Linked DNA regions of Mus musculus: regions 1 and 3 are each linked to region 2. A link is a loop called in an ENCODE intact Hi-C map of the cell type or tissue named here. Cell type or tissue: heart. All regions are shown on one strand.

Region 1 (8,000 bases), 300 kb after region 2:
GCTTCATGTGTGTACCTGGCACTCTCAAGAGCCAGAGGACAGCATTGGCTCTCCCCAGAACTGGAGTTAAAGATGGTTGTGAGCTGCTATGTAGGTGCTGGGAATCAAACCCAGATCCTCTGGAAGAGCAGCCAGTGCTCTTAACCACTGAGCCATCTCTCTGTCCCCTCTCAGGCTCCCCTCCCTGCCTCAGCTGCACACCCATTCCCAGGACATTTACAAAGCACAGCTGATACCTTCAGGGTGTCTGCCTTCCTGGTTGTTCACAAACATAAGCAGGGCTGGGGTCTGTGAAATGCCATGCCGTGTTGCTTGCACAGAGCACTTGTACACAGAGCCTGTGTGATTTTCTTTCCTTAGTCTTTAGACCACTCAGCTCTCTGACCTCTGGCAGGTTAAGACTCACTGTGACTGAATCCCTTGAGAGTGCAAAGAGGGTGGGAAAAATAAAAGGCTAACGAGTATAAAGTGCTGGGTTCAAATCCCAGCACCAGAGAGAGAGCAGGAATCAGAGAGGAGCTCTGGGAGGAGGGTGAGCGTAAGTGGAAAGATTGCTCAGGGAGCTGGGAGGAAACAGGATGTAAGGTGGGCAAGCCTGAGGCTCTCTTGCCTGCAGCTTGTAACAGCCTCTTCCGCTCAGCCTGGGCCCTCTGGCTTGTTTTCCACCCCAGACCTCCACAGTCCAAGCTGGACTGAGTCACACACACACACACACACACACACACACACACACACACACAGAGCCTTCCAGGTGTCCATTTGTGAAAAGATGCAAACTCCTAAGGACACCAGGCAATCCCTCACTGCATGGGCCTCAACTTTTCCTTCCAGGCTTAGAGACTTAGATTGCAGTTCTAGTTTGCCACAGCCTTGGGTATCAGATCCTTTGGCCTGTCTAGACTTGTCTCCTCATCTGTGTAAGAGGCACCTTGAGTTCACTGTCTTCTAGGGCCATTGACTCTGTAAAGCAGTCTTCTTCCTGAGAACCATGCATAAATTATAACAGTAAAACGATGTCATAATGTGCTTATAAATATAATTATTCCTGGGCTGGTGAGAGGGCTCAGAGGGTAAAGGCACTTGCAGGCAAGTCTGACCAACTAAGTTCAATCCCTTGGACCCATATGGCAGGACGGAAGAAACCAGCTTCTGCAAGATGTCCTCTGACCTCCCACACAAGCACCCCATACACATATCCACAAACAATCGAGCGAAACCTTACAACTTTAACATAATTATTTCTATTAGAATGGAAATATAAAAACTAAAATCTTGAAGCTACTTGAAGCCCTTATCAGGAAGCAAGGGTGGTAGTTATAAAATTCTAAAACTTAGGACACGCTATACTCAAAGCATTATGCTGTCTGATGAGGCCGTGGAGTAAGGTCCAATAAACACGCGTGATGACCAGGTAGAGTACAGCTCCGGTCACCGAGCTCTGCTATCCTATAGCTGTGTGACCCAGAACAAGTTACAACTAGGAGTCATCTCCCTGTCCCCGAGAATTGCTGTGGAGCACAGTCAAGTTGGGAGTGTGTGACTACTGCCAGCCCTTTCCTCTTAGTTGCGATGAGAGCAAGCTGAAGAGGGACTAGACAAGAGGTACTGAACCTCAATCTCTTTCTCTGCCAATGCGAAAAGGGGAAACTGAGCTCTCCTGCAGCCAGCATGCTGGATATTCCATGAACATCTGTGTCTGTCCCAACCTGGCAAGGAACATGACACCAGCTCGAAATTCTTGGCAGAAAGCATGGCATTTGGCCCTGCTCCATAGACAGCCGAGAAGGGCTCAGAGAAGGGAAAGAGTCTGAGGAAGGTTCCGGAGCACGTGACTAGCTTCTTCCATCAGCAGCCCTTATACAAACAGCGTGCTTCCTCCATTCACCAGTCCTGGGGACCGCACATGAGGAATTTTTTTTTCCTCTCCTCATTTTTTTTTTGCTGATTAAGTTCCCCCAAAAGCCCCTTAAGAATTTTAATAAGAAATGCAAAAATCAACAAAAGTGCAGCAAAGCCTTTCCTGTTATTAAATAAGGGAAAGTAAATATTGCAGATCGGACATATTTCTTAAGAGGATGTTATGTTTGGGTGGGAAAAAATGAGAGAGAAAAGAAAAGACTAATTTGCTTTCTGGCAGCAAATGTGTCTTTGCTGAAATTTGGTTTCAAATCTGATGACTGGAGCATTGTCACTGGCTTGCCTGGAATTTAGACCTTTGACATATGAGGTGAGTGTGCTCAGATAAGCAGGGAAGCTTTAGATCTCTGTCCTGTGAGTAGAGAAGAGAGTTCTTTAGCCACCCAGGAAATTATAGCCCATGGGGGGCCACAAGCAAGACAAAAGCAACCAGGAACAAAGAACACTTAGGTTTTGAGAGAGAAAGCAAGACAAGCATTCTTTATACCACCAGTTTAGAAAGCTGGGCATGGTGGTGCATGCCTTTAATCCCAGCACTCGGGAGGCAGAGGCAGGCGGATTTCTGAGTTCGAGGCCAGCCTGGTCTACAGAGTGAGTTCCAGGACAGCCAGGGATACACAGAGGAAACCCTGTCTCAAAAAAAAAAGAAAAAAAGGAAGGGAGGGAGGGAGGGAGGGGGAGGAGGAGAGGGAGAGAGAGAGAGAGAGAGAGAGAGAGAGAGAGAGAGAGAGAGAGAGGTGATATTCTAAAGTGTGCAGAGATAGTAGTGCAATTTCCGCACAGTGAGAGGGCCGCAGCAACTGGGGCCACGGCTGGAATGTGACATTGGTTGTTTCTTCCCTGTTAACCTCCAGTTGCTCTGACTCTCAGTCTCCTCATCTTTAAAATGGAGATAGGGGGTTGAAGAGACAGCTTGCTGGGTGAGAGCACTGACTGCTCTCACAGGGGTCCCTGGTTCAGTGCCCAGCACATACATGGTAGCTCATAAGTGCCTGTAACTCCAGGTCTAAGGGATCCGCCACTCTCTTCTAGCCCCACTACATACCTGTGGTATATATATATATATATTTGCGCCAGCAAATACCCATACACATACAATAAATCAAATAGGACCGAAAAGGATAAGTTGAATGAATGAATGAATGAATGAATGAATGAAATGGCGAGAATGAATATCATCTACTAAGAGAGGCAAGGTGACCACATGCTGCTTGCTCTTGCTGCTATGGAAGAACCCCTCCTGGAAGAAGCAACTTAAGAGAGGAAGGGCTTATCTTGGCTCCCAGTTTCAGGGAACAAAGCCCAGCAGGCATGGTGGCCAGGTCTGCGGTGGTGTTTGCAGCTTGTCACACCATGGTAGACCAGGAGGCAAAGGCTCAGGCAGGAACCCCATGACTCACTTCTGCTAGCTCTAGTACTCCCTCAGGTCCCATGGCCTCCCAAAACAGCCACTGGGCAGAGACCAAGTGTGCAAATACACGAGTCAGCAGGGGACACCACACCCGCAAACCCTGAGGGTTAAGAATAAAGACCAGAAAAATGAGCCCTGAAAGCGGCACACTCAGCTCACAATGACACTTGTCACAGACTGACAAGTGGGAAGGGGGAAAAGGTAAGAGAAGAAGGCCACCGCTGTGCACTGAAGAATGGAATGTGCTCTGGGGAATAAATAAAAGGGTTCGTTTTATTCATTTATAAAAGGTTCGCCCCAAACTCTGCTACACATGCCTCAGCCACCCAGCCTTCACACGTAAGCTCTATGGTCTAGCATGCTGCATGTCAAGGCTGCAAACTCTAGCCTGCAACACATGAAAGCTATATATGATACAGCCTGCTGCATGCTAAGGCTCTGTGTTCTAGCCTGCTACACACCAACGCGCAGCCTACTGCCTTCATCTGCCACTGACCAAAACATCCCTGCGCAGCACAGAAGGTCACTTGATTGCGTCTTTCTCCATCATGATCAGTAGAACACCAGCGCTCAAGGACTTTGCATGCCGGTCAGCACCACCCTGGGAGACAAAAAGCAAATGTGAAAACTGGGTTTACTTTCTGGCTGGAGCACCTGGCATTAGAAAGTGGGTGCCGCCCAGCAAGGTCACGTGTGACCACAGCTTCAGAGAAAATGACCAAAGCAAAGGACAGAGGGGAAGTGGGCTCACCGTGTAGCCACTGCCAGACAGCAGCTTCCACGACAGAACTACTTGGCCCTGGCCTCCTCTGTCCTGTGTCCTCCCTGAGGCAGGCCAGCAGTCACTGAGATGTACCTATCTCCCTGCAGGAGTGACAGTAGCAGGGGTGGATACCTGGGCCCTCCCTGCAAATGCTCATGAATGGGACCTCACTAACTACAAATCCTGGGACCAGACCTGGGGTCTCATCCTTCCCAGCTATCCTCAGGCCTCAGAGTGCTACCACCACCTTCCGACCCCAGGCAGGAAAGTCTGGCTTATGTGTACTCCCTGAAGCAGCTTTTGTATTCACATAAATAACAGGAGAAATAATATGGCGATCGGTTTCCATACCCACCACCCAGATTTATTTCCATGGATTTTGTTTTGTTTTTAAGAAATGAAGCATTAGAGGCAAAATTAAAGCCCCTTTATCCCCTGCCAATTGGGCACCATAGATGACTGGGCATTGGTATATGAACATATCTACATGTACATCCAATACGTGATACATTGTGTTTTAATTTTCATAAGGTTATATATTATCCTGTATCTTTATCATGTGTTTAAAATTTGCCTATCAATACGCTGACGGAGAAACGTGTTAGTAAGTTAGTTTGTTCACCTTTACAGCCTACTGCCATGCAGTATTCTACTCTAAGGATGCTGTACAGTGTGTGTCTATGGCGCATTTTATGACTGTGCCATCCATATAGGGAGAAACAGTTAGGCTCTTTCTCTCAAAACATACACAAACATGCACACACGAATGCACAGGCACACACATGCACACTCAACTACATGCCACATTTTGATTTATACGAGAAGTCTGGCTGGAGGGGGGATCCGCATGTAAGGGTGCTTTCTGCTCTGCCTTGGAACCTGAGTCCTATTCCCAGCACCTCCACCAGTGGCTCAACTGCCTGTCACCCCAGCTCCAGGGGATCCAACAACCCATTCTGGCTTCGCCAAGCAGTTTGACCCATGCATACATATATACATACATATATACATAAAATATTTTTCTTTAAAAAGGCATTTGGGCTGAGAGACAGCTCAGTGATTAAGAGCGCTCACTGTTCCGTCCTGCAGAGTCCCAGTCCCAGTCCCCACGTCGGGCAGCTCACAGTCATCAGCCTGTAACCCCAGCTCCAGGGGGATCCCACCTCTGGCCTGGTTGGGCACCCGCACTCTTGTGCACAAACCGATACACAAGACACATATGCAGACACGGTTTTAAAAAGAAGATCTTTGTATGTCTACGAGTAGTACACACAAGTTTCTCTAAGAAATTAGCCCCACAATAGGATGTGTTAGGCTGTTAAAGGAAGGCAGAGAGAGGTGGGCATAATAAACCTGAGATCCAGCATCGCCTCGAGCAAGTGTCAGCTCTGTGTGACCTTGGACAAGTCACTTACCTGTTTGCATCTAGTGAAGCCAGTGTTCTGATCTCTAACTTGGAGGATCTTGAAAAGGATCAAGCTCCTGTCCCTCTAAAAAAAAGGAGTGGAAATGGGCCAGGTGACTTCTTCAATAATACTATGGTGATCTGGGTTGTTTTAGTTGGGTTTTTATTTTTTTCTGACAACCACAATAGCCTAAAGGCAGCAGCTGGATACCATGCAAAGGCCCAGCAAACCTCGAGGGCTCGCTGCTCGCCCCTCACCACGTGGCCCCAAGTTAATGCGGAACCCTTGTTTATAGGTGAAACAGGAGTGGCCCCCACCCCGGAAAAGTGGTCGAGTGGTCATAGGGCGTCTAGCAACACGGGCCTCTCCTTTTCTGTGGTTCAACAGATTCTCCCTCAAAACTGAGGAAGGCTTGTTCTGCCAGCAGGATGAAGCTGGATCGCATCCTGGGTCGGGTAGATTTGGTGTTTCCGCAGCTCTAGTTGAAGATGGTGCCCATCAGCACAAGGCTTCACCTGGAGTGGTTGAAATTTGCTGAAATGCCGCCATCTCGTGGTTGAGATGCAACACTGCAGGGTCCGGCCTCTCAGGAAAACAATGGTGCGACAGGGTCTGCCCAGCCCTGCTCAGAAATGCGGCCGGCTCCCCATTGTCTGCGGGGTAAAGTCCGAAAGCCAAGCCTGGAATTCAAGCTCCTCCACAATCCGCCCCACCTTGCCTATCCGGCCTTATCTCGACTCCGACCTCCTGCCCCGGCCAGGTCCAGCTCCTCCCTGAACCTCCAAGCTGAGTCCAGCCTCTCACTGTGGCCAGCCCTGTGCTCCAGACAACCATCAGGCCCCCAGCTTCTAAGCCAGCTCTTCTAGGAAGCCTTCCTAGTCCATCAAGGGCCCCACCGCCATCACCTGCCCTCCCACCAACTCTTAACAGAGTCGTGGTTTTTTTTTTTTTTTTTGGTTTTTTTTTTTTTCCAACACTGCATGCTTGTTGTTTGGGTGTTTGAGCTAAGCCCTAGAGTCCCATGAGGCCGTTGAGGCTGGGAGTCCATGGAGCCTGCTCTGGTCCCAGCTACCCGAAACAGAGACAGAGGTGATAGCACCCAACTCACAGGCGTGCTATGACAACCACACAATGGCCATAGTAGAGGTGAGCAGGATGGCTAGATAAAACACAGGGCATCATCTAGTTGACCTCGAACTTCAGCCTTGAAAACTGTCGAATCTATACACCAAATTTCATGCCTATAATCCCAATACTTGGGAGATGAAGATCCGAGTTCAAGGTTATTCTGTGCTACATGCAGAGTTTGAAGCCAGCAACATCAGACGGTTTCTGAATGGGAAGAAAGGAAGAAACTGAAGGAAGGGAGAGAGAGAGAGGCAGGGAGGGAGGAAGACAAGGTTATAACTGCTCCTAAGTATGGTGGAGGAGTAAGTTTATTATAGATATAAGGGAGAGATAGCCAGAGGCAGAGACATCTGGGAGAGTCCAAAGTGGTCATGACCTGAACCATATGGGGAGAGGGGGGAGGGAAAAGGAGAGACAGGAACCAAGTACAACAGCCAGGAGGCCAAAGGCCCAAAAGGAGAGGCAGGTAACCAAAATATCTGGGTTACATAGGGAAGAGTCTCTGGGAAAAGGGCAGCCCTAGCCCAGCCCCTGGGCTGGAGAGTTCAGGGTAGAGGGCAGGGGCATAGCAGCCATATCCTGTAACAGGTAGGGACTAAGGGATGCTGGAAGAACCTGGTGGCCAGGTCTACTTTGATATGTTAAATAGGCACCTCAGCCTATTGTCCCAAATTTGAAACTTAACAGTTAACAGTTTCAAACCCCTTCCCCTTCCCCCACCCTCACCCCCAACAAAAAGTACGTGGGAGGGGGGGGCAACTTTTTAAAAAAATATATTTTAAAAAATTATGTGTTGGTTCTGTTCATGACTCACATTAAGATTCGGTGTCCCCAGACAGTTGGGACACCTTTAATCCCAGCACTCAGGAGGCTGAAGCAGGTAGATCTCTGAGTTTGAAGCCAGCCTGGTCTACAGAGTTAAGTTCCAGGACAGGAAGAGCTACACAGAAAAACCCTTATCTGGAAAAACAAAACAAAAAACAAACAAACAAAAGATTTGATGTCCATTTCCTGCTGTGTTTACTATGTAGTAGACAAATGTCCTTTATACTGATAGAAATGTTTGCTTGTTTTAGTCTATCAAAAATAGTTTACACCTTTAATCCCAGCATTCGGGAGGTGGGGGCAGCTGGATCTTGATTCCAGACAGCCTGGTCTACAAAGCGAGTTCCAGAACATCCAAGGCTACACACAGAAACCCTGTCTCAAGAGATAGAGAGTTAGATAGGAAGATGGACGGATGGATGGATGGATAGATAGATTATTGATAGACTGACAGATATCTAAGATTCCATAAATCTCCCTACCTCCACTAAAAAATAAATAAATAACTTTTGTTTATGCAGAACGTTCCCCTACACACATTCCCAGAACT
Region 2 (8,000 bases):
AGTCAAGAGCTCCGGGGTACTGGTTAGTTCATAATGTTGTTCCACCTATAGGGTTGCAGATCCCTTTAGCTCCTTGGGTACTTTCTCTAGCTCCTCCATTGGGAGCCCTGTGATCCATCCATTAGCTGACTGTGAGCATCCACTTCTGTGTTTGCTAGGCCCCGGCATAGTCTCACAAGAGACAGCTACATCTGGGTCCTTTCGATAAAATCTTGCTAGTGTATGCAATGGTGTCAGCGTTTGGATGCTGATTATGGGGTGGATCCCTGGATATGGCAGTCTCTACATGGTCCATCCTTTCATCTCAGCTCAAAACTTTGTCTCTGTAACTCCTTCCATGGGTGTTTTGTTCCTAATTCTAAGGAGGGGCATAGTGTCCACACTTCAGTCTTCATTCTTCTTGAGTTTCATGTGTTTAGCAAATTGTATCTTATATCTTAGGAATCCTAGGTTTGGGGCTAATATCCACTTATCAGTGAGTACATATTGTGTGAGTTCCTTTGTGAATGTGTTACCTCACTCAGGATGATGCCCTCCAGGTCCATCCATTTGCCTAGGAATTTCATAAATTCATTCTTTTTAATAGCTGAGTAGTACTCCATTGTGTAGATGTACCACATTTTCTATATCCATTCCTCTGTTGAGGGGCATCTGGGTTCTTTCCAGCTTCTGGCTATTATAAATAAGGCTGCTATGAAGATAGTGGAGCATGTGTCCTTCTTACCAGTTGGGGCATCTTCTGGATATGTGCCCAGGAGAGGTATTGCTGGATCCTCCGGCAGTACTATGTCCAATTTTCTGAGGAACCGCCAGACTGATTTCCAGAGTGGTTGTACAAGCCTGCAATCCCATCAACAATGGAGGAGTGGGCACAGGGGGAAAATTCCTGAATAGAACAGCAATGGCTTGTGCTGTAAGATCGAGAATCGACAAATGGGACCTCATAAAATTGCAAAGCTTCTGTAAGGCAAAAGACACTGTCAATAAGACAAAAAGTCCACCAACAGATTGGGAAAGGATCTTTACCTATCCTAAATCAGATAGAGGACTAATATCCAATATATATAAAGAACTCAAGAAGGTGAACTCCAGAAAATCAAATAACCCCATTAAAAAATGGGGCTCAGAGCTAAACAAAGAATTCTCAGCTGAGGAATACCGAATGGCTGCGAAGCACCTGAAAAAATGTTCAGCATCCTTAATCATCAGGGAAATGCAAATCAAAACAACCCTGAGATTCCACCTCACACCAGTCAGAATGGCTAAGATCAAAAATTCAGGTGACAGCAGATGCTGGCGTGGATGTGGAGAAAGAGGAACACTCCTCCATTGTTGGTGGGATTGCAGGCTTGTACAACCATTTCTTTTTTTAAACTTATTTTTATGAGTATATATTAGTTATGTGTAATGATGGGTTTTGGCATGAAACTTTCACACATGGATATATGTTCTGACCATATTCACACACATCTGTTACCATCTCTTATCTCACTCTCATACCCATAATTCTCTTCATAGCATCTGCATGCCAGACATTATCAAATATGGTAAAATACATAAAGCATTTAGTGTTTGGTTCTCAGCAAGTCTTTACTGCTAATTATTAAGTTGTCATTAGCTCCCCCACCCACATTTGTTTTGTTTTCTTTTGTTTTGAGATAAAGTCTTAATATGTTGCCCAGGTTAATCTCAAACTTTTGGGTGCAAGCCATCTCCCACCTCCCCCATCATGCACCACTAAAGATATTCTTTTCCTTGAATAACAAGAGTTATATCTAGACGCCTCTGCTCGTTTTAGTAATAAGGGGAGATGTTTTATTACCTGGCCCGTTAAGGAAGCTGCAAGCTGTTAAACTCCCATGGATCCCCAGCTGCTAGGCTTATTAAGAAAATGTTACAATGGGGGGAAATTGACAACACAGGCAATACAGATATTTTTAGTTTGTGCTGCAAGGGTGTACATCTTGGGTTCTGTTTAGGATTGAGCACAAGGGTATGAATCTGGATTATTTTATAAGATTGTCAATCAGAAATCCATGCTAAGTGCTTACTCTGTTGCCGTCTTATGTAAGGGATAGTATGAGAAAACCAAGGTAGGTGAAATACATTTCCAAACTTTCAAACTTTGTTAGGAGGGAAGTAGTTTGATAATTCTGTAAGAAGCTGTGTCCATTTCTTGCATCAGGAATTCTACAGAAATTATTTCCCATGTCTACATATTAAAATGTAAACCATGTAGCACCAGTGAGGCAAAGCCAAGAATGTGGAGATCTACTCACTAGTAAACATCCATTAAGCCACCATATAGAGAGAGCCTTCCATGCAGCTGTTACAGGGATCCCACTGCTGGGTGCATAAAAGCCTATCACTGAGACACACTCTGGAGAGAAAATTAAGGCCCGAAAAAGTTTTTGTAGCAAGATGCCATATGTGTGTGCTTAGAGCACACAGTCATGTTTACACCCCCACCCTACTTGGGAGGGCATGCTGGCAAACGACAGCGGGATTGTATGTGTTAAGAGATGAATGGAAAAATGGACCATTTACATTTTTATCATTTTATGTAGTTTTTGAATATGGATTGAATAATTTAGCAATATAAACAACTTTGGTATTATTTGTTTAAATATAGGATTCTTTCCAAAGGCCACCCAGCCAGGAAAGGGTGCAGCCAAGGCTGCAGAGCATCTGTCCTCTGGATCCTTGCACACTGCTTCCTGCTAGCACCCCCTTAAGTTCAGGAGGTGTTTCTGTCATTTGCTAGTAAGTTATAGAACTTATTCCATTAAATTATTTCTAGAAAACTAATCAGAAGGTCCAGGGCCCAGCTGCTTCAACAATGTGTTCATCCTCTAGAAGAGGGGTTTGCACCTTGTCTGTTACCATCTTGGCTCTTTTATGATGATAACATTGTAGCTTAGCCAGGAAAAAATCAGTGACCCTGAACTAGGAAACACAAACCGAGATTTCCAACAGCACAAATTACCTTAAGGAAAAGGCATTAGGATAGCTTGCGAGGTTGGGGTGGAGGAAAGGCATGAAAATAGTTCCATTAGCCAACTTGGTCAGTGGGCAGGTGCAGGAAGTGGCAGATAATCCCAGCCAAGATCTATAAATATACCCCAGTATCACTATTCAAAACCCACAAAATAAATGAGCAAGTTAGAAAACTTGGCAGCATGTAGAATCTAGATGCAAACCCTCAGTTCTCAGTTAACTCACGATGTTTTCTGTGAGTCGGCATGCTGTTGAACTGTTTGGGGTTTCTGTTTCCCCAGCAGTCCAGTGGTCAGGAAGCATTCTCTCTTAGCTCCTTCACAGAGTTGTGAGAAACTAGTATGTCAAAGAACAACCTTTGAAAGTGCTAACCTTCACAGGGAATGAAGGTCTCTGACACTAATCTTACAGAAAAGCTATTTGAGACTTGAAGGTAGGAGGAAGCATCAAGAGAGCATTTGTGATAGCAGTGCAGGCATACAACCAAAGAAAAGCCATCTTGTTGGTCATTTATTTTAGTTCGGCTTATGATTATAAGCAAAGACTGACTGAGCCCAGTATCTGCAGAGCAGTGACAGTGCCATGCATAGACAGAACTGTCAAGAGAGTGGCATGTGCTACAGGGGCATGCTGAGCTATGAATGTTGATCAGGGCCCTGGAAGCAAACTGATGTGAAACTTAGGAAGGAATTAGGGCAGAGGTGGGGGTTGGACTTAGTGATCCAACTCCAGGATGGCCCAGTGCCTCAGAGGAGCAATTTCAGGGTGGCCAGGGACTTGGATAGCACAAATGACAACTTCCTAGAACGGTCTGTTCCAGAATCCATAGAGCAAAGGAAATAGCCTGGCCTTATCCTGAGTAAGTTGACAGGAACCAGGAAAGGAAGTATTTGTGGTGGGACAAGTACTTATAGCATCATTAAGTCTCTTCTGAGTAGAAAAAAATGGGAAAAAAAACTTGGTGCAGCACATGTGGTAAGTCAGTTTCCATGGCGTGGGAGAGCGGGAGGAACACAGCAGCAGAGGAAGATGGTGCTGGGTGGCATGGGGCACTGCACTCAGGGTCCTGTGTGGCTGTGCCACTAACATGCTAATGACCTTGGAAATGTCATTTTCTTCCTGAGAATTTTGAATTTTTTTTTTTTTGTTTCAAAGAGTTTTCTTCCTATCTGGTCAGTTATTATGAGGATTAAGTATTCTTTTAAAACAAACAAACAAACAAACAGGCCGGGCAGTGGTGGCACACGCCTTTAATCCCAGCACTTGGGAGGCAGAGGCAAGCAGATTTCTGAGTTTGAGGCCAGCCTGGTCTGCAAAGTGAGTTCCAGGACAGCCAGGGCTATAAGAGAAACCCTGTCTCAAAACAAACAAACAAACAAACATTTTAAAAATTATATAATTTCTTTATTTACATTTCAAATGTTAACCCCTTTCCTGGCTTCCCCTCCAAAAACCCCTATCCCTTCTCCCTCCCCCTGCTCACCAACCCACCCACTCCTGCTTCCTGGCCCTGGCATTCTTCTACACAGGGGCATGGAACCCAAGGACCAAGGGCCTCTCCTCCCATTGATGTCTGACTAGGCCATCCTCTGCTACGTATGCAGCTGGAGCCATGGGTCCCTCCATGTATACTCTTTGGTTGGTGGTTTAGTCCCTGGGAGCTCTGGGGGTACTAGTTGGTTCATATTGTTGTTCCTCCTATGGGGCTGCAAACTCCTTCAGCTCCTTGAGTCCTTTCTCTGGCTCCTTCATTGGGGACCTTGTTTTCAGTCCAATGGATGGCTGTGAGCATCCACCTCTGTATTTGTCAGGCACTGGTAGAGCCTCTCAGGGGACAGCTATGGATTAAATATTCTTATAAGCAACTAGCATACAGCTCCTAGAACACAATGCAAAATAAAATATTGGTGTATTCCTTTATTTTGAGAAGAGGTTCAGAAAACCTCCAATGGAACAAGCCAGTTGGGAATGTAGAGCTCAGGGGAAAAGCAGGCATGATTTAGTCTACTAGGCGCAGGTACCCAGCCCATCTTTACAAACAGAGAACAAAGCCAAAATAGCAGAGAAGAAAAATCTTATAGAGGGAAGGAAGATTAGAGGCAGGAAAGAGAAAATATAACTGTGCAAGAATGTAGTCTCCTCATACAGGCCTGATGCCGTTAATGCATAGGATGAAGTTCCTCTCAACCTGACAGATTGGGAAGACACTGGACTGCATAACTCAGCATCACTTGTTTTCCCTGTGATACAGGCTGAGTTTTATGTTTGGTTGTAGCTGTTTTCCTTGGTTGTCAGCTCTCCTGATATGTATATGAAGAAATCAAGCATTAATAGCAATCTCTCTCTCCTCTCTCCTCTCTCTCTCTGTCTCTCTCTCTCTGTCTGTCTCTCTCTCTCTCTCTCGTTCATTCTGTTCTGATTCCATCTTTAAAAGAAAGAAAGATTCCTCTCTTTATCCCAACCACTGTGTCCCCTCCCCCCTCCACTCCTCCCAGCTCTCAGCTCTCTCACCTCACTTCTTCCCCATATCTGCTTCCCCTCCATCTCCCATCACAAAAGAGCAGGCCTCCAAGAGACAATAACCAAACAGAACAAAACAAAAAGGCAAGGCAAAAGTCCTTACACTGAAGCTGGAGAGGCAACTAAACAGAGGAAAAGACTCTAAAGAGCAGGCAAAAGAGTCAGAGACACACCCGCTCCCACAGTTAGGAGTTCCACACAAACACCAAGCTAATAGCAAAAACATATATACAGAGGACCTGGTACAGACCCATGCAGGCCTGTGCTTGCTACTTCAGTCCCTGTGAGCCCCCATGAACCCTGCTTAGTTGATTCCGTGGTTCCTGGTGTCCTCCATTCCTTCTGACTCCTATAATCTTCCCTCCCCTCTTCAGGGATTCCTCAAGCTCCAAGGGTAGGGACCCAATGGAGATATCTAATTTAGACTTTCTCCTCAAGTTTGGCTGTGGGTCTCTGCATCTACTCCTATCTACTGCTGGAGGAAGCATCTGTGAATATAACAGAATACCATTAGGAATCATTTCATTGATTTTTTTTTTTTAAAGATACATCTTGTTTGGCTCTACCCTAGGTCTCTGGGATATCCAGTCTCTGGTTTTTGGCCATCCAAGCAGTGTTGGACATGTGCTCCCTCTCATGGAGTGGGCCTTAAGTTAAATTAGACATTGGTTGGCCACTTCCACAAGTTCAGTGTCATGATTGCCCCAGAACATCTTGCATGCAGGACAGATTGTAGGTCAAAGGTTTTGTGGTCCAGTTGGCGTTCATGATTCTCTTTCTGTCACCCACAGAGTACCTTCCTGCACCAAAGACACTAAGAACACAGGGGCGAAGGCTCCACGATTAACCTTTCCATGTTCAATGAGCTGTGTGGATGTCCTCTGCAATGGGACCTCACTGTCTGTCTGCGAAGAGTAGCCATCTGTCCTAGCATCAGCCTAGTTGGCTGGGGATCTTCACAGGACCCTCTCAGCCAAAAACTCAACCAAATGCAACCCTGTCCATAGGAACTTCTTTAAATCCTAAAAGTGTACAGGTTGATGACAGTTATAAATAGAGTGAAACACAGGGTTAGAAGACAGGGACACATCAGAGGTGTTTAAGATTGGCCTAGTCTTTACCAAGAACAATATGGAGGATATTCATATTTCTAGACATACACACACACTCTCTCACCCTGTCTCTCTGTCTCTGTCTCTGTCTCTGTCTCTCTCTCTCTGTGTGTGTGTGTGTGTGTGTGTATGTGTGCTGTGTCATACAGGAGATTAGATCATAAAATGACAGGTTGAAAGTGAAAGGGTACTGTGGATTATTTTGCAGGTGGGTAAATTGGTGCTTAAAGGAAGTGGCTTGCTTGGGGCATTATGGCAATCAGTAGCAAACCAAGAGCCTGAACCCAAGTCCCCCCACTCTCAGTCTGGGGTCCATCTGCTGTAGTCCTCTTATTGAGGAGATTGTATGTCTGAGTTCACACACTTGCACAAAACTAATTCATGTGCCCTTCTCCTTTTCTTTAGGGCCAAATGCTTTCGGGGCAAAAAAATCCTTGGAGATTATGACATCAAGGTGGAACAGGTAATCAACATGAAGCCTCACATGATCTCCACCATCCCAGAGTGAGCCATCTCTTACTGTCCAGAGTCCCCCACTGGGTTCTCAAATGTGCATCTCCTGGCATAGGGCTTTTCATTTATTTCCTTGACTTAACAGTTCAGAGGCAAACAGTGTGGTTCTCAATAGTGTCTCTTGCAGTGCAGGGTTCCAAGATGAGGAAGCTAAGGGGAGTGTCTTCCTAGCCTACTGACCTTATCCCCATGCTGTTGGTGACAGTGTGATTCTGAGTGAACACATGTTTTAGGTTCATTGTCTGCCTACTTTGACCCTAGGGGTACACTTCAGAGGGAATCCATTGTTTTTACAGGGAGCTTGAAAGGCTGTTTGTTTGTTTATTTGTTTGTTTGTTTACCTTCCTCTGCCTCTTGCTCCATGTAATAGAAAATTAGGTTCTTTGTGGGGAGGAGATGGCCTGCTTAAATAACATATTTTCTAAGTAATAACAAGTTTTTCCTTCTCTCTGTGTTAGAATTTACAGAATAATAGGATACTATTACTACTGTTATTTGTTTATTTTTGCAACATTATCTCTCTAAGTGGCCCTGGCTGTTTTGGAACTTGATTTAGACTTGCAAAGATCAGCCTACCTTCTGATTCCAGAAAGCAAGGATTAAAGGAGTACACCACCATGCCCAGACTGTATTCCATTCTTAAAACAACTTGTTAGATAGTCTGGATTGATTAAAAAAAACAACAAACAAAAACAAACAAACAAACCTACCCATATGTTGTAGACTGAAGAACCAGAAACCCAGGCAAGGCAATGCTGGGTTTGACATGCTGTCAGGAACAGGGGAGACAGAAACCCAGCAGCCTAACCCAGAACCCAGGACTTCAAGCAGAGACTAAGAAAGAAGATGCTTGTCCTG
Region 3 (8,000 bases), 130 kb after region 2:
CTTACTAGCCACAGACACTTTGAAAATAAGCAGTTTTGATTCAGGAGACAAATTATTTAGAAACAATTCAAATCAGCTCTAAACTTTTGCACCTTTTATGAGTTCTCTGTGGTGGAATTTCTCCTTCATGGCTGTTAGTGAATTATGGAAATTTCTGTCAATAAAAGCTGATTGTCCCTCACCTTATTATCATATATAAAACTTATCTCAGAATGGATTACATACCTATATTAAAGGGCCACCCCCCCAAAAACCCTCAGAATTAAACCAAATAATGAATTTTTACAGTTATCTTTAATATGACACCAAAATTAAGTAAAATTAAAACTAAAATAGATCAAAGTTTTTTGTTTTTTGTTTTTTTTTTAAAAAAAAGCTTATGCTTTTCATTAAGAAAATAAAAGGACAGACATCCTGGGCATGGTGACTCACACCAGTAATCACCAGGACTCAGAAAGCTGAGACAGGAGGATCTCTAGTTGGAGGCTAGCCTGGGCTACATGGCTACATAACAAGCTCTTATCATTCATATATATATATATATATATATATATATATATATATATATATATACACACATACATACATACATACACACTCACATATACAAAATGGATTTAAAGAAAAAGACACCTTATAGATGGGTAAAAACATTTGGAAATTGTATATCTCAAAAGAGACTTGTATACATAACATATAAATAACTGTTCCATATAAAATTAAAAAAACAAAGTGATCTCAAAATGGACAAAAAACATGAATAGTTTTCTCTTCAATGAGGTTCATAAATGGCCGATGGCTACATGAAAAGACGTTCAATGTAATTAGTCATTAGGGATATGCAAATCAAAACAGTAAAGATGCACTCGCTCCTACTAGATCAGCTAAAGATATTATAAAGTGCTAACAAGTATGTGGAGAAATTAGATCCCTCATGCATTGCTAGTGGAAAAATAAAACACTGTTTCTCATTTATACAGGTAATGTCTACATTTCTTAAAGACATATTGTTATCACATATATGAAATGAAGTGAAAACACACACACAAATAGTATTGCCCATCACTATTCATAGTAGCATGATTTATAATGCACAAGATCTAGGAGCAGAACTGGGGTTATGGCTCAGTTGGTAAAGTATTTGCTTTGAAAGTTTGATCCCCAAGACCTACATAAAAAGGTTGGGGGATAGGTGCACAAGCTTGTAATTCAGTATTGGGAGGATAGAGACAGGAGAAATCCCTGAGCCTTACTGCCAGATAGTCTAGACAAGGAGCTCCAGGTTCAGTGAGAGACTCTGCCATAAAAATAAGATGAAGGATTCAAGAGATGGCTCAACCACTAAGAAGACGTAAGAATTCATAGTGCTCTTGCAGAGGACCCAGCCCAGTTCCTAGCATTCATGTGGTAACTCATATTGCCCATAACACCAGTACCAGAGAATAAATGCCCTCTTTTGATATGTGCAGACTCAACCACACATGTGGTGCACATAAATACACAAACAATAAAATATAACGTGAAGAGCAATTGAGAAAGACATCTGGTATTAACCTCTGGTCTCTACATGTACCTACACATACACATGTGCACATACAATCATGTGAATATTTAAAAAAGCCAGCCTAAATAGTTGTATGAACAAACATTTATTATATCATACAATAGGATATTATTTTGTAATATAAAAATAAAATACTGTCAGGCATGCTTCTAATTCTAACCCACTGAAGGCAGTAGAATTACAAATTCTAGTCTGGGCTTTATAAAGAGACACTATCACAAACAAACAGACAAAGGAAGGAAATAATGCCAGCTACAACCCAGGTGGGCTTTGACAACATCATGCTAAGCAAAGGAAACCAATCATACAAGACATTGTATTGTATGAGTCCATTTATAGAAAATATCTAGGGTAGAAAAGTCTATCCAGACAGAAAGTACATGGATGGTGAACCAAGGGCCAATGAGAATGAGGAGGATGAGGAGGAAGTTTCTCTATAGGTTGATAAAAATGTTCTAAAATTAGGTTATGGTGATAATGACACAATTTTGTAAAGAGGCCAAGACTGAATGTGGGGATTTTGAAGATATGGTATTTGAATTTTAGATTATATGAATTATATCTCAATAAAGATGTTAAACTGACACAAGGGATGGGCTGGCCTTAGGAGAATAACAATAAGTTCAAGGCCAGCCAGGACGATATAGCAAGACCTTTTCAAAAAGTTTAATCAAAAGCACAAAACAAAAACCAAACAAAAGTAGATTGAAACTCCTGGGTGAGCAAGAAGTTGGCTACTTACTTACTACATACTTCATACATACATACTTCTCACTGAGTGTGGGATGCTGACCCAAGTCAACATGGCCACTTAATGACAGGCATGGAAATGGAGTCTTTGCATGGTTAGTAACATGGCCTTTAGAGTCCCTATATGAACCTGACCTGTGTCTTATTATTTGAGGACTTAAGAGTGGAAGGATGCTGGGCAGTGGTGGCACATGCCTTTAATCCCAGCCCTTGGGAGGCAGAGGCAGGAGGATTTCTGAGTTTGAGGCCAGCCTGGTCTACAAAGTGAGTTCCAGGACAGCCAGGGCTACACAGAGAAACTGTGTCTCAAAAAACCAAAACCAAAAAAAAAAAAAAAATGTGGAAGGACATGAATCTGTTGATTCAAGCTCTGAACTTTCTTTATAATGTCATACTCACAAATGTCTGGTGAGGATGGTTTGTACCAGAAGAATAAAGAATTCCCTACCTCCCAACAGATAAGGATGCTAAGAGTGGAGAAGCATCTTGAGCAAGAAGCATAATTATAAATTTCCAGAGGCCAGTGCCTCCTAAAGGAGAGCAAAACATAGAGCAAGGTCTTCATCATTACGATTGGAAAAGGATAAAAGAACGGCCTTTGGTGTCCTGGACACTGCAAGCTTTCTGAATGTGAATCTTTAGGACAGATCATGACTGTGAGAGCTGAAAGAGTGCAAGAAAAGGAACTGTCTATCATGTGGGCTTCAGGCTCCCGAGGCAAGAAGCTCCAATAGTCTAACTTAAAAACAAGAGATTCTCAGGCCCTCTCCACCCTATGTGTAAGGTCTCCTATGTAAGAAATGGTGCTAAAGAATTTTAAAAAGCCAGTGAACAAGGTTAACAAATAGTTTGAAGGCAGGAGAGATTGCTCAGCGGTTAGGAACACTTTGTGTTCTTCCAGAGGACCCTTGTTCGGTTCCCAGCACCAACCACCTGTAACTCCAGCTCCAGGGGAGCCCACACCTCTCCCTCCGTTCACGTGCATACACACACAATTGTTTTTTAAAAGGAAATTAAATGATTAGCACTAAAGTCTGTTGATTAAGGCATTCGCCTTCATAACATTCTGAGATTAAAAATAAAAATAAAACTGAGATTAAAAATAAAAAGAAAAAAAGAAAAAAGGGAGATCCTAAATTCACTTAATTCATATAAATATATATATGGGTGTGTATCTATTATATATCATATATCATATATATGATATATAAATATATGTTATGTATGATATATAAATATATATGGTATATATATAGAGAGAGAGATGAAAAGCACATCTAGGAAAAAAACAAACTTCTCCATGACAGACATGGACATGGACATCGGTCTGAGGGACACGGGACCTTCCTGGGTCGCCTCCCAGCGGCTGTGAGGAGCAAGGCGGCCAGGTAACCAGCGCACGGCGCCGGGCGCGGGAGGGCCACGCGGGCCTCGTGGGCGCCGGCCTCCGGGTGCGGGCGCGGGGCCTCCGGCCTCACCCTGGGCACCGCCCCCGGTCCGGCCGGGTGGCTCGGCTCGGCTCCTCCGGTCCGCGGCCGGCCAGGCGGGGCCCGTCGCACTCAGAGCGGCAGCCGCCTGGGGCGCTCGGGTCGGGTCGGCCTCACCGACGCACAGCACCCGCCAAGCCGCCGCCTCAGGTCAGAGTCGCCCCGGGCCACGCGGCCCGCCGGAGGGACGCGGAAGAAGAGACCTGGGGCGCTGCGCTGGGGTATTGGGTCGCGCGCAGCCTGAGGGGACCGAGTGTGACGACAAGGTGACCGGGCTGAGGGGACGGGCTGAGGAGAAGTCACACTCTGACAGGAGCCTGTGAGACCAACAGCCTGACGGGGTCTCGGTTGAGGGGACGCGGGCTGAGAAGTCACGTTCTGACAGGACTGTGTGACAGACAAGGTGAGGGGGGGTCTCGGCTTGTGGGGTCTGGATCTGACTGGCTAGGTGACTGGGTCTCCGCTGAGGGGACTCGGGATGAGAAGTCACATTCTGACAGGGCTGCGTAACTGACAGCCTAACCCTGTCTCGACTAGAGGGGATACGGGCTGGAAAGCCACACTCCGACAGGACGGAGAGTGACCAAGTGACAGAATCTTGACTCAAGGGACCCCGGCTGAGGAGAAGGCAAACTCTTGACAGGACCGAATGTGACAGACAAGGTGACAGAGTCTGGGTCTGAGGGGATCGCGCGGGCTGAGGAGAAGTCACACAAGAGAAGAGCGAGAGAGTGATAGCGGGGCGGGGTCGCGGACTCAGGGACAGAGTGAGGGGTCTCGGCTGAGGACCGGTCACCCTCCTGGAGAGCCGAGTGTGACTGACAGGGTGACTGTCCTCGTGAGGGGCACCGGCACGGTGCGGAGGGCCACAGTGCTTCCCTGAGAGGGTGCGCAGGCAGGCATGTGTGTGAGCGCGGAACAGGGTTGCCCCTGTTCCAGACCCTGACAGGAAAGCCAGGTCTCCAGAACTACCGCGTTGGGGACCGCATTGTGCGGATCCTGGTGACAGATTTAGAGAGGGGCTCGCCAGCAGCCACCGGTCGCCCTGAGGCTCTAGGGGTCGGAGGGTGGGGAGGAGGATGCGCCCGTGATCACGGAGGCGATTTGGCCCACGGCCCCCTGCCCGGGGCTCACCAGGTGTGAGGAAAGCGGGGTCACTGTCGCCAAGGCCCCGCCCCGCCAGTGCCCCTCTTCAATCTAAGCAGGGGGCGAGCACAGGGCCCGGCTCACGGGAGTAGGCAGCCCTCGTGCTGGGGGCGGAAGGTGGGTGTGTGGCTCCCGGTGCTTTATGGCTTGGGATTGGGGAGGAGCCTAAGGTGAGGAGGCAGAAACTGGGAGTAGCCTGGGCTGCTTTTATATAAGGGACGCGAGGAGGTCAAGAAGGGGCCTGGACCTCTGCTGGGGATCTGAAGGCTGCAGCGCTAAATTCTTCTTAACTCCCATTGAGTAGGTGAGTGGCCCCATCGTCATCACGTTTTTGTTGGTGTGTGTAGTGAAGTGGCCAAACTGCCCCCAAGTTCTTACACATCAGGATGGTCTGGCTGTGTTCTTGTACTGTTAAGAATCTGCTTTGCTTCTGATGCTAATAGGGGGGAGGTCGTGCCATTTATTTCAGAAGGGAAAAAAGAAAAGTTAAGTTTTCTGTGAGGAAGAGGCTAAAAGGTGTCCCTTTTTAGCAGGATGAAGGACAAAAATGTAAAATTAAATGATCATTTGAAAACAAAACCAGATGAACCAAGTTGTAGGATAGCTAACAGTTGGAAAGCCTCTTGATTTGGAGTTCATTATTGTAATGTCAACTCTTTATTATCATGCACGAAGCAAATTGTTAACTGGAGTTATTAAATGAATAACTTAGTCTTGGACTTGGGCAGGTCTTCCAAAGATATCAGGTGCTCTGTGGGAGTCTTCCTGTCGTCCATAGCTAAGTGATCAATTGCTGACTAAAAATGTAACTAACTCCAGGTGCTCTGTGATTTAAAACCTGGCTAGGGTAGGAACGGATATACGCTATGACTACTCAAAGAGATAGTTCTCTTGCAAGTTTGACAGAAGCACTCATAGATACTACGAGCATTTGGAGCAGCATTTCAGAAGATTGGGTTTCAACTTTAAAATAAGTTCTCTGTTGTCTTATCTTCAACCACATTTGCTCTAAAGTAAATGTCCGAAATATTAATTTTAATATATGAACATTTTAACTCAGTGTCATGCCTTAGTTGGAGTGAAACATATTATAAAGCCCTCGATTTTTATTTTACTGTGTGTTTTGTGTAAATTTGCTCACTCCAGTGCTACTTCATATTTAATTTGCTGAGAACTATATCTTCAGTGAGAAGATCTAAGGAGCAACTGGTGGTCACCTCACGCTTTTGCAGCTCACTAGAAGGGAAAAGATTGTTGACAGTTTTCTTTTTAAGGAAAAAAATCTTTTTCATATGTAAAAGTTTCAAACTCTTCAAACTGTTGAAGAACAATGGCGCCGGTGAAGTCTGAAGTTCTTGATGCCTCTAGGCCGAAGAGTTTTTTGATGCTGTTTCCTCGGTCTTTTATATTTCAAAGATTATAAGTTCTTCTAAACACATTAGAACTAAAAGACCTGGAAACATTATACACATCAATACTTAAGACTACTTTGATATTTTTTGTGATAACTATTTTTTAATAATTAAGTATATTTCCTTTAAAGGAGCTGGTTTTCCTAACATTCATGTCACTACATCTTTCAGAATCACTTTAACAGAAAAGGGCAAATTACACTTTAAAAAAAATCATATCTTTAGTTTCAAAATCCCTATGACATTTAAAATTCATATATGAAAAGCATGACTTTAAATTTTTGACGTAGAAATGGATTATGCAAGTGACTGATTTCAGTTAGTAAGTTTTACATATTTAAATAAATGATTTTTTTTACTTTTAAGTCTCTGAAAAGAATATTCCATCAGTCTTGTCAAGATCCTTCTGTGTGGGGAATATGTAAAGGCACTGTGAAAACATGTATAAGGATCAGCAATGTATTTAACTTACTTTTCAAATTATGAAGTGGTTGCTAATAGAAGGAAACTTACATAAAAATTTTGTTAAAATAATTTACCCAAAAGTCTGAATATTTTCACAGCTTTCACAGGGTCTGTAGGTGCCCGGTGCGTATGGCAAGACATGTTGGCCATTCTAATTTGTGTCTTTCTGCTAAATTTATTGTCATGTGGACTTGGAAATATTCTCTGTGTCATAAAGTGAGGCAAAAATACTGGAAGAATTTTTTTTTTTGCTTTCATAGGATTCCACTAAGTAAATATTGGTAGAAGATTTAAAAAAATACTACACTAGTCAAGACAATTTGATTTAAGTCAATAGTATGTAATTTTAAACATATGCACAACCCACAAATTGTCAAAGTGAATTTCTTTCTTGTTTTTCTTATTTTTGTGGCAAATTTCCCTGTTATCCATTACTTAACTTCACTTTCTTAACGCCTAAATACAGCAAAAAGGGCAGCGGCATGATTGCTTACAAAGGTCACTAGAAACAGAATTAAGTTGACCAAAAAAAAAGCAAGGCCAGTTAAATGTTGGTCTCAATACCAAGGGAGCCTCAAATACTATATATTAGTTAGTTTCATAGCATATGAGGTTTTTTAAAAAAAAAATTAATTTTTTTTCCCCTAAGGTGGTTTTTGTTCATTTCTTGTAATTTTCTCACAATACAGGGGGAGGTTTTTGAGAGTTATACATTATCTATTTTAAATTATATATATTAAATTTAATAAATTATCCAGCACAACTGCATTTATAAGGAGATCTCAAACACAATAGGCCATACTTTGGCGAAATGTACGGTTCATGTTAAGATAATATCTACCACTGGTATGGTATATCCTTAAATCATTATCTTAAGACCTAGCTTTATTCTTACTACTTCTCTTCAGTTATACGTACATATCAATATTTTAATCAAATATTCTGTTTAGAACATGGATGCATATGCTGCTTAACTACTCCAATTATTATGTTCTTTCTAAGTATGGAAAGTTAGGGAAGCTTAAAGTTATGAGTCTTTGTTTCTATTTGCTTGTCTTGGGTATGGTTTTAAGACTTTTATCAGCAAGCCTGGATTTCCTAAACGATAAGAGCTGGGCCCTGAATTTACCCGAGCTGAGATCCTAAAGACAGCCTACCCAGCTATCTAGGTCAGCA

The links. Peaks named below come from ENCODE experiments on the same cell type or tissue, not always from the same donor. Only the 100,000 strongest peaks of a DNase experiment are listed, where the experiment ranks them.
Region 1: it touches region 2 in a loop (9-fold over the local background); 36 of 42 quality-filtered maps call a loop at or near these places.
Region 3: a loop joins it to region 2, with 2.3 times the contacts of the local background. A loop is called at or near these places in 6 of 42 quality-filtered maps.

Annotation. Positions count from the first base shown.
Region 1 is chr6:115,533,035-115,541,034 of GRCm38, forward strand. Gm36355 (a long non-coding RNA gene) reads right to left here. Exons shown (of 7, transcript XR_869382.3): 3 at 6,013-6,150; 4 at 5,507-5,581; 5 at 3,825-3,929. Among named protein-coding and RNA genes, the nearest start is that of Gm36355, 7.6 kb to the right of the region's middle. In heart, a CTCF peak has its summit at 6,056 (motif pointing left); DNase peaks (open chromatin) are centred at 1,727 and 6,067; H3K4me3 peaks cover 567 bases; H3K27ac peaks cover 638 bases; H3K27me3 peaks cover 1,673 bases.
Region 2 is chr6:115,228,980-115,236,979 of GRCm38, forward strand. Syn2 (synapsin II) reads left to right here. Exons shown (of 13, transcript NM_001111015.1): 2 at 7,035-7,092. Among named protein-coding and RNA genes, the nearest start is that of Timp4, 19 kb to the right of the region's middle. In heart, no CTCF peak of the experiment used is centred here; DNase peaks (open chromatin) are centred at 1,822, 3,082 and 3,782; H3K27me3 peaks cover 5,826 bases.
Region 3 is chr6:115,357,167-115,365,166 of GRCm38, forward strand. It overlaps Pparg (peroxisome proliferator activated receptor gamma), which reads left to right and starts at 5,183. Exons shown (of 8, transcript NM_001308354.1): 1 at 5,183-5,251. In heart, CTCF peaks have their summits at 3,668 and 3,896; DNase peaks (open chromatin) are centred at 3,865, 4,645 and 5,065; H3K4me3 peaks cover 1,822 bases; H3K27ac peaks cover 688 bases; H3K27me3 peaks cover 1,909 bases.